Linked DNA regions of Homo sapiens: regions 2 and 3 are each linked to region 1. Evidence: chromatin contacts called from ENCODE Hi-C or POLR2A ChIA-PET data. All regions are on one chromosome and are shown on one strand. The core of a region is the stretch at or near the end of the contact, and the rest is flanking DNA. Distances in the headings are between cores, read along the strand shown.

Region 1 (3,265 bases), core at 229-2,728:
CCCTAGAACCACGCTGGCCTCATTCCTCCAAGAGGGGTTGGAGGGGGACCTCTCTCAGGCCTCTCCCACACCTCTCCAGCCCTCCCACCTCTCACACTCTGGGTCTTGCGTCTAGGCTCCGATTCTGGCGCGGGTTTGGCAGGGGACAGGCCTCCTGGGCTCTCAGGATATCTGAGGCCAGGCTGTTTGGTCGCAGGAGAGGGGGAAACCCCGGCCTGCTGTAGTGGGGGTTGGGCAGGGTCGGGGGAGTCCTGGGCCCTACCTGCCGACGGGCCTGACCTGTTCTTGGTGCTCCAAGTTCAGTGTTGTGGTCTGGTTACTGGGGAGATAAGGGACCAATGAGGACTGAGGACAGCGGCCAGGGAGGGACTGAGGCCGCGGGAGAAACTATGGGAGGAGGGGCGGAGAAGGATGCGAGGCGTAGACCTGCAGGGTTCCCACGGACTGAGAACTGATGGGCAAGGCCAGGCGCGGTGGCTCACGCCTGCAATCCCAGCATTTTGGGAGGCCGAGGCGGGCGCATCACTTGAGGTCACGAGTTCGAGACCAACCTGGCCAACATGGTGAAACCCCGTCTCTACTAAAAGTACAAAAAATTAGCCGGACATGGCGGCTCGTGCCTGTAATCCCAGCTACTCAGGAGGCTGGGGCAGGAGAATCGCTTGAACCCGGGAGGCGGAGGTTGCAGTGAGCCGAGATCCCGCCACTGCACTCCAGCCTGGGCGACAGAGCGAGACTCCGTCTCAAAAAACAAACAAACAAACAAACAAAACTGATGGGCGGCGAGGTCCTGAAAGGGGCGGAGCCGGGAGGGCCTGTGGAGCGGTGCTGCGGAGCCCTGAGAGGTGCACGGCTGTGAGGCCTGAGAGGGGCGTGCCGTAGGGAGCTGTGATGGGCGGGGCTGAGACCTGTGAGGAGAGTGAGTGGGAAGAACTTCGAGGGGCGGGGCTTCGGGGCCGGCGAGGGGAGGGGCACGGACACCAGTACAGGACGGGGCTTCGCAGACAGCGAGCGGAGGGGCTTCCCCGTAAGGGGCGGGCTTCGAGGGTCGCGTTTGGAAGGCCTTACGAGGGGCCCGGTGGAAGGGCGGTGAAGGGCGGGCTAATCGGGAGGCGCTCAGGCCTTGAAGGCCTGCGGGAGGTCGAAATGGTCCTGGGGAGGTCGAGGCTGAGGTCTCACTAGTACCGCGGGCCTGGAAGCGGCGGGAGTTGAAAGAGCCTGCGGTGACCTGTATGGAAGCCCTCGAAGCCAGGCCGAGGTCCTACAAGACGGAGCCCGAGAGGTGCCGGTCTTAAGCTGACTGTGACCACGTTAAATTAAGGATTCATAGGAAGGAAGGCGGTGTCGAAGCCGGGAGTTGCGCGGAGAAGGAGCGCTCAACACAGCCTCAGCGGTTCACTACGCAAGCGCGACCAACGGCTTCCCGGGAAGCAGCCAAAAACGCTTGGCCGCCTACCACGTCCGCGCGCTGGAGGGCGGAAGTGGGTGAGACCTCGGGCACTCCATACCGCCCCCCGGTTTCTGGCCACGCCCCCTCTGGTTACACCCACTCGCTCTGTAAGGCACGCCCCCTCCGCGGCGGCGGCTGCTGCCCACGTGGGCCTCCCCGGGCGGGCGGGCAGTGGGCGCCTCTCCCTGCAGGCTGGGTGTGCCCGAAGCCTGCGGTTTCCTGTGGGAGGAAGCGGCCTGCGTACGCTCAGCTCAGCTCATAATCTCGGAGGCCCAGGATGGGGAGATCCCGCCGCCACCCTCAGATCCTTTGATTCTTCCCCTTCTACATAGCCATAGTGCGGGGACCCCCCTAATATCCCCAGGGTACCCAAGCCTGGCGCCGATCCCACTCAGGGAACTTGATTCTGAGTCCTAGACTCGTGTTTTTCACCTCCCCGGCTCAAGTTTCCATCTTCCTAGCCCCTGGCTCCCCCTAGTCCTCTCAAGAAAGTGGAGCCCTCTTTTCCTGCTCCCCAAGAGGAACGTATGTCTCCCCAGCCCCTAATTTTTCCTTCAGTGACCCAGACTTTGCAACTTCCTTAGGGATCTGAGTGCGGACCCCAGTTTCTGTCTCTCAGGCACTTAAGTTTGAGACTACTTATTCTCCCCCAGGGACCCTCATTTTGGATTCCCAACTTTAGCCTTGAGACCCAATGGACCCAAGAATTTGCCCCTTCCCCAACTCCTAGAGATCCTGAATCAGGGTCCCCCAGTACTGACTCCACTCAGAGCCCCAATGCCTGATATGACTAGCACTACCCTAAGAACTGCCCTATAATGTATTTACTATTATCTCTATTTTTCAGATGAAGAGACTGAGGCATAGAGAAGTTATTAGTAACTTGCCAAAAATTACACAGCCATTGAGTAAAACAGCTTGGATTTTGAGTCCAACCAGTGTGGCTCTAGAGTCTGTGCTATACTGGTATTCCAGCTTCCAGGTCTTGGGGTACCCAGCCAAGCACTGAACTGTCCATCCCTCACCCCCTCAGGGAGCCCGAATCACCAACAGCTATCCCAAACCCAGCTCTGGCCCATCAGATACCCAGACATCCCATCATCCAGTTCCCTTCCCTGGATCCAGGATTTGAATTCCCCTGCTCTCAATTTATCAGAGTTCTGGGCACCTGGTCCCCTCCCAAGAGACTCGTGTACATAGTAGTCATCACCCCGACCCTAATTTAATATCCCCAAAATTAATAATAATAGTTAACAGTAAACCTTTGGGGCCAGGCACAGTGTCTTACGCCTGTAATCCCATCATTTTGGGAGGCCAAGGCAGGCAGATCACTGGAGGTCAGGAGTTCGAGGCCAGCCTGGCCAACATGGAGAAACCCCCGTCTCTACTAAAAATACAAAAATTGGCTGGGCGTGGTGGCGGGCACCTGTAATCCCAGCTACTCAGGAGGCTGAGGCAGGAGAATCGCTTGAACCGGGAGGTGGAGGTTGCAGTGAGCTGAGATCATGCCACTGCACTCCAGCCTGGATGACAGAGCAAGACTCCATCTCAAAAAAAAAATAAAAATCTTTGGTACTACACTCTGTTAAAACCTAATGGCTTTCCACTGCACTTAGAATGAAATCCAAGCCCCTCCCCTAGTCTTCAAGGGCACCCTTTGATTTCCCTTCTCACCACTCCCTCTGTCTCCCTGTGCTCCAGCCACACTGGCCCTTCTGTCTGCTCCCTAAACAACCTGAGCTTGTTCTCAAAAGCTTTAAGAGCTTTTGCACTTCCTCTCCCCCCGACGCCCCCCCACCACTCCCCAACCCCAGC
Region 2 (3,265 bases), core at 304-2,803, 1.1 Mb before region 1:
TTAGTAAAGACGGGGTTTCACCATGTTAGCCAGGCTGGTCTCGAACTCCTGACCTTGTGATCCACCTGCCTCGGCCTCCCAAAGTGCTGGGATTACAGGCATGAGCCACTGCGCCTGGCCAGTTATTTATTTTTTTGAGACGTAGTCTTGCTCTGTCGCCCAGGCTGGAGTGCAATGGCACGATCTCAGCTCACTGCAACCTCTGCCTCCCGGGTTTAAGCGATTCTCCTGCTTCAGCCTGTAGCTGGGATTACAGGTGTTACAGGTGCCCGCCACCATGCCTGGCTAATTTTTGTATTTTTTAGTAGAGACAGGGTTTCACCACGTTGGTCAGGCTGGTCTCAAACTCCTGACCTCGGGTGATCCACCCGCCTCGGACTCCCAAAGTGCTGGGATTACAGGCGTGAGCCACGGCGCCCGGCCTATTTTATTTTGAGACGGAGTCTCTCGTTCTGTCGCCCAGGCTGCAGTGCAGTGGTGCAATCTCGGCTTACTGCAACCTCTGCCTCCCGGGTTCAAGCGATGCTCCTGCCTCAGCCTCCCAAGTAGCTGGGATTACAGGCGCCCGCCACCATGCCTGGCTAATTTTTGTATATGTATATTTTTTGAGACGGAGTCTCCCTGTGTCGCCCAGGCTAGAGTGCAGTGGAGCGATCTCGGCTCACTGCAAGCTCCGCCCCCGGGGTTCACGCCATTCTCCTGGCTCAGTCTCCGGAGTAGCTCGGACTACAGGCGCCCGCCACCACGCCGGGCTGATTTTTTTTGTATTTTTAGTAGAGACGGGGTTTCACCATGTTGGCAAGGATGGTCTCGAATTCCTGGCCTCAAGTGATCCGCCCTCCTCGGCCTCCCAAAGTGCTGGGATTACAAGCGTGAGCCACTGCGCCCAGCATTTTATTTTATTTTCGAGAAGGGGTCTGCTCTGTCGTCTAGGCTGCAGTGCGGTGGCATGATCTCGGCTCACTGCAACCTCTGCCTCCCCGGTTCAAGCGATTCTCCTGCTTCAGCCTCCCGAGTTGCTGGGATTACAGGCGCGCGCCACCACAACCGGCTAATTTTTTTTGTAGAGACGGGATTTCACAATGTTGGCCAGACTGATCTCGAACTTCTGACCTCAGGTGATCCGCCCGCCTCGGCCTCCCAAGGTGCTGGGATTACAAGTGTGAGCCACCGCCCACGGCCGGTAGAACATCTGAAGCTTCTAAAGCGAACTCTAAGGTTTCATTGGCACGAGGGGGCTCGAACCACGCCAGGCTTCCAGGCGTCAGTGCCCAGTGCTTGGCATCTACTGATAGAAACCAGGAATGAGGGGCTGGAGGCGGAAACAGCTTGAAGAAAGAGGTAGAGGCCAGGGAGTGAGGACGGTGTCTCCTTTTCCTGGAAGTTGGTAATTCAGGCAGAAGGAAGTTGGATGAGCTTGCGGAACACCCGGGGGGCCAGTCGGCCCCGCTCCCGCATCCATCGCGGAGGCGCGGCCCCTTTAAGGCTCCCGGAAACGGTCCCACAGGACCGGAAGTGACCCTCTTTATTTCCCTTCCTCACGTGGTGCAGGCAGGAAGTGACGCGCCTGGCCCGGGAGCTGCGGTCGCAGAGGCCGACGGAGCCGGAGTCGCGGACGCCGCGGGGTCTCCGGGACAGGTGACCTGGGGGAGGGGGCCGGGAGCGCGCCCAGAGAAGGCGGGGCCTGAAGCCCCACGTGGCGGGGAGTGCGAACAGGCCCGGGCGGGGTCGGAGTTCTCTGCGGGGGGCGGGGACAGGACGCCCACATGGGAAGCTGGAGGGGCGCTGGCGGGGCGGGCCGTTGGGTGGGTGGGCAGGGTCGGGGCGGGGCGTGGCCAGAGCCTGGGCCGGCGGCTGTGGGCGGGACCTAAAAGTTGTGGCTGGACTGTGGGCGGGGCCATAGTGTTGCTTGTTCAGCTGTGTGGCGGGGCTCGGACGCCGGGCGGAAGCTCTGTGGGCGGGGCCAGAAAGTTTTGCCTTACTGGAAGTGGGTCCAGATTCTTGGCCGGGACGTTGGGGGCGGACCCAGAGGCTGACGCAATGGCGGGGGCGGGGCCACAATGTAGTGGGGGAGCCAGGGGGCGGGGCCAGGGTGCTGGCGGGGAATGCTGGGGGTGGAGCCAGAAAGTTTCGTCTGAGCCACGGGCGCGGCCAGAGCGTTGGCCGGGAGGCGGGGAAGCGGGGAGTTGAGCCAGAACCCTGGGGAAGCCATGGGCGGGGCCAGATGCTGACGCAACGAGGTGTGGGAGGGAGTCAGGGGGCGTGTCCAGGAGGTTGGCCAGGCCAATCGGAGGCGGGGCCAGAGGGTTGACTGGGCAGGCCGGGGGCGGGGCTGGAATAATAATAAGAGATGGTAGGGGCGGGTGTAGGCTGTTGCCTGCGAGCCAGGAGGCGGGGAAAGAGCGTGGCTGGGAAAGTCGGGAGCGGGGCCACATTAATGGCCCATGGGTGGGGGCGGGGCCAGAAGTCTGGCGGGAAAGGCGGGGCCAGAAAGTTTTTTCCCGAGCCGTGGGCGGGGCCAGAGCGGTTTCCAGGATGTCGGGGACGTGGCCCTGGCATTCCCAGCCGGATTGAGGCTGGAGCTTTGCACAGAAAATCTGGGGCGGGCCTGGGTAGTTTTGTCCTTGTTGGGGCGGGTGGAGTATTCAGTGGGGCAAAACGCCAGTTCCAGGAAGCCTCGCCAGTGAGTTCTGGGCCTGTGTACAGAATCCTTTCGGGGGAGGCGGGAGGCTGTCGACCTTCCGTAGGGCGCTGGAGACGGGACTAGGACGTCCCTGAGGAAGGCGCGGGCTTGGAATGTTCTCTGAGAGCTTGGGCAGCCAATAAGAGTGGGGTTCGGACTTTCTTTGAGCGTGGGATTGGGAATGTTTCTGAACCTTACCTGGTGGAGCTAGAATATTCGCCTGGATATGAGAGGCACCAGGATGAGCACAGGGAGGTGGGTCTGGAACTTTCTTTTGCAGGCTGGTTGGAGGGGTTGTAGTTGGAACTCTCTTGAGATAGGGAACCCGGGCTAACACTCATACCACAGGGTGTGGCGGCTGGCCTAGAATCAGCCTTTGGAGGAGAGCAGTGTTGGATACTTAAGCAGTGGGTGGGGGCCAGAACATCCCCAAGGTGGGTTTGACTAGATCGTTTACATGGGAACTGGGTGAGTCCACAAAGATCATGAAAGGGCTGAGTCTGAATTTCTATGGAGAAGATGGAGGTGGCAGTTGAAAGGAGGGAGAGTGAGGGCTACAATTCTCTTGGGGTACAGGGTTTT
Region 3 (3,265 bases), core at 334-2,833, 1.0 Mb before region 1:
GGGGGGAGGTGGGAAGACTGCTCCCCTCCGCTGACTCAGCCCCTTCTCTCCTCAGAGGCAGGCCCCGAAGGCCAGGAGACGGCGGAGATCACCGACTTCCAGAGGGTGCGTTTCTGCAAGGTGGTGGCGGCCCCTCCGCTGCCGGGGGCCGCTCGCTGACCGCGCCCGCCGGACCGCGGCCTCCGCGCTCTGCACTAACCTCCCACCGCCTCGCTCCTCTGTCCTCTGCTTCTGCCACACTCCAGCCAGGAGAGGGTTAAATCTAAGGGGGGAGGAGCCAGGGTCTGCGAGCCGGGCGGGGCCAGGGCAGTAGTCGGGTGCAGGCCCCACCAACGGGGGACGTCACGGCACTGGGACGGCTGGGACGCTTCCGCGTTAGTCTCCCATGGAGGCCCTGGGCGGCTCGAGCCAGTCTTCAGGCCGAATCTCCCGCCTCCAGGATTGCATCCGAGGCCTGGCAGCCGGTGACACTTCCGAAGGGCTTGAATTACTCGGGCGCCAGCCCTGTCGTATTAAACGCAGTGCTTCCGCTCACCCTTGAACTGTGTTTCTGGAGGGGGCAGGCTGGGTCGCTGTGCTTGGCGGGCTTTTCTGTGGCGGAAGAGGCGGAAGGAAGGGGTCTTCCTCCACCCTTCTGATCCGTCTTCCCTCCCCCCTCCCGCAGGCCTCCCCGAATTCCTGAAGACGCTGCTGGGAGGGGACTGAAGCTTCCCCGCCTTGATGGGGAGGGGGCGTGAGGAGGGGTTTATCTGGATTTCCAGGCTGTGTTCTTTCTACCCCAGAGCCTAGTCTGGACCCCTTGGCTCTAGGGAGAGGGAAAAGCTGACCGTTGGGGAGGAGCTGGGAGAAGGGGCGCGATTGCGGTGAGGGGCGGAGCTGGAACCTCGGGGCCTGAGGTGCTGAGGATACCTGAAAGCGGGCTGAGAGTGTGCTGGAGGAGGCGGGTCCCGCGGGGGCGGAGCTAGGCTGCCTGGGCGGGGCCGGAATCCTGACAGGCGGAGTTAGAGCGGGGGGCGGGGTCAGCGCGCGCGGGTGGGGCTCTGGCCATGGGCATGGGGCGGGGCCGTCAGCGGGGGCGTGGTCGGGGTGTCGCGCGGGAACCCGCGCGGGAGGAGAGCGGGGATTCCGGAACTAGAGTGTGGGAGCCAGAGGCCGTAGCGGGCAGGGCTCGAGCACTGGAGTAGAGCAGTCCGACAGGTAGAGAAGTGAGACTGGCTGCGGCACAGGGCGGGTTAGGGCTCCAGGCAGGGCTTGAGCGGGACGAGGGGGCGGGCTCCGAGGCGGGCTAGATGCCTGGGCTGGATGAAGTCCGAGTCTGGGAAGAGAACCGTGTTGTGGCGGGAGGAGGCGGTGATTGGGGTGGTGGGGCTAAGCGCGGGGGCGGGGCTGGAGCGAGGGGGGCGGGGTAGCACCTCCGCCTGTCGGTGGTGGGGCGGAGGCTGGAGGGGGTGGGCCTAGGATGCGGAGGCGGCAGCTCGCGTGGGGGCGTGACCATGCTGGCGGGGGCGGGGCCGGAGGCGGGCGGTTTAGAGAGCGGGGCGGTCTGCGGGGTGGGGGCGGGGCCTGGTGGGGGCGGGGCCTGTGCGGTCTGCGGCGCGGAGCCGAGTGGGCTGCGGGGATGCGGGGGACCAGCTGCGTGGGCGGCGGCGCCGAGAGCCCCGGAGGCGCGGGGCTGAGCGAGGGCCCGCGGGGGCGCTGGCTGCGCTTGGCTCCGGTATGCGCCTACTTCCTCTGCGTCTCGCTAGCTGCCGTGCTGCTCGCCGTGTACTACGGTCTCATCTGGGTACCCACGCGGTCTCCCGCGGCACCCGCCGGCCCACAGCCCAGCGCGCCGTCCCCTCCGTGTGCTGCCCGCCCGGGCGTGCCGCCTGTCCCGGCGCCCGCCGCTGCCTCCCTCTCCTGCCTCCTGGGAGTCCCCGGCGGGCCGCGACCCCAGCTCCAGCTGCCGCTGAGCCGCCGCCGCCGCTACAGCGACCCTGACCGCCGTCCGAGCCGCCAGACACCCAGAGAGACGCCAGAGGCCGCGGAGGGGCGAAGACCCGGGTAACTCTCCCTTCCACCCCAACCCGGATCGCCAGCCCTCGAGAGCTCTGTGCTCCACGCCGAGGATGCACCGTCTCTGGATTGGTCCGGCCTTCTTCCTAATGACATCGCTCAGCGTCTCTGGAGCCGTCATCCCGCGGAATGGGGGCCCAGGGGGTGTCAGCTCGGGGCCTTGCCTCTTGCAGCTACTCTGTGGTCAGGCCGGGTCCTCCACCATCAGGAAGATCCCATCCTGAGCTCTGTCTCCTGCCCCTCCTGCTGTGGGATGCTGAGCACAGAGCCCACAGCCCATCTGCCTCTTCACCTCCCTGAATCCGTGTCCATCTGCAATAAACGACAGCCTCGGCTGCCTCGTGCTGTGTCTGTCCTGTTGTCTGCAGAGATGCCTCCCCTCCCAAGTTTGTGTGGGAAAGACCTTCCTGGGGTGTGGCCTTTGTCTGTTTTGTCCCGGGTGGGCTGTTCCCCTTCCTTAAGGAGCTCTTCTTTTCTTGGAGTAGGGAGAAGCAGCTTAGCAGCAGCAGGGCCTTTGAAGGTCAGACAGTGGGAAGGGCTTCCCAGTTTTTTGTGTGCTTGGAGCAAAGGACAAATGTCTCTGGGGAGAAGCAGAGTGTCTGCCCTCGTGTTACAGCACAGGAGACAAGAGGAGGGGTGGGGTGATATAGGACAATAGCTGGGGTTCTGGGAATTGCTGTTGGTGTAATTATCATGTCAGGGACAGAGGCTGAATCACCCAGGGATCTCAGTTGGCTGCCGAGAGGGAACGATGCTGGCCCACTTCCTGGGGTCAGAGAGATGAGAGTGGATGGCGGCGGCGGTGGTGTTGCTTCTCAGCCTGTCTGGAAATCTCAGAGCCAATGACCAAAGCGCTGTGCTGCCTTGGAAGACTGGTGCAGCCTCTGGCCTGGGGCGCTGCTAGGAAACCAAGGCCGGGAAACTGAGGTCTAGCTTCTGGGCAAGGAGTCCGAGGTGGGGAGGCCATGTTCCATCCTGGAAGACTGAGGCCTGGCTCTGGACAGGGCCTGGGATCTGACATGCAGGAAGCTGGTTCCTGTCCAGCCTCCCCGCTTGAGCTGGAGGCCTTCCCAGGAGAGTGAGGCTGAGCATCTTCTCCCACGCTGTGGCTCCTGGAGATCTGTGGAGGTGGTTAGGAAGGTCAGCTGCTCTGCTCACCTCCCCTTTACCCCACCACCACTCCCCAGAGGGTGGTTGTGAAGGGGAATCT

What was found. Hi-C counts contacts between places; a loop is a spot of excess contacts on that map. ChIA-PET counts read pairs that join two places held with the same protein, here RNA polymerase II (POLR2A). Pooled maps may share reads with other maps.
Region 2: a map of naive thymus-derived CD4-positive, alpha-beta T cell shows a loop between it and region 1 (18-fold over the local background). The contact joins the promoter of CCDC9 here to the promoter of ODAD1 in region 1. A Hi-C loop is called at or near these places in 3 of 168 maps with a recorded cell type or tissue (naive thymus-derived CD4-positive, alpha-beta T cell and posterior vena cava), 6 of 37 single-sample maps with no recorded cell type and 12 of 50 pooled maps. POLR2A ChIA-PET finds 5 or more read pairs at or near these places in 2 of 52 experiments (B cell and WTC11).
Region 3: a map of CD8-positive, alpha-beta T cell shows a loop between it and region 1 (10-fold over the local background). The contact joins the promoter of INAFM1 here to the promoter of ODAD1 in region 1. A Hi-C loop is called at or near these places in 1 of 168 maps with a recorded cell type or tissue (CD8-positive, alpha-beta T cell), 4 of 37 single-sample maps with no recorded cell type and 13 of 50 pooled maps. POLR2A ChIA-PET finds 5 or more read pairs at or near these places in 1 of 52 experiments (WTC11).

The regions. Positions count from the first base shown.
Region 1 is chr19:48,320,493-48,323,757 of GRCh38, forward strand. It overlaps ODAD1 (outer dynein arm docking complex subunit 1), which reads right to left and starts at 1,479. Exons shown (of 16, transcript NM_001364171.2): 1 at 1,186-1,479; 2 at 280-319. LOC124904735 (a long non-coding RNA gene) reads left to right here and starts at 976. Exons shown (of 2, transcript XR_007067284.1): 1 at 976-1,485; 2 at 2,298-3,030. RefSeq lists silencers at 864-983, 1,454-1,743 and enhancers at 1,094-1,333, 1,340-1,634, 1,854-1,913, 1,924-1,983.
Region 2 is chr19:47,254,972-47,258,236 of GRCh38, forward strand. It overlaps CCDC9 (coiled-coil domain containing 9), which reads left to right and starts at 1,554. Exons shown (of 12, transcript NM_015603.3): 1 at 1,554-1,638. RefSeq lists an enhancer at 903-1,812 and silencers at 1,703-1,812, 2,023-2,262, 2,303-2,352.
Region 3 is chr19:47,273,302-47,276,566 of GRCh38, forward strand. INAFM1 (InaF motif containing 1) reads left to right here and starts at 1,584. Exons shown (of 1, transcript NM_178511.6): 1 at 1,584-2,422. The coding sequence starts at 1,619. The coding sequence ends at 2,047. It also overlaps a transcript of CCDC9 not described here. RefSeq lists silencers at 1-275, 886-1,145, 1,506-1,955.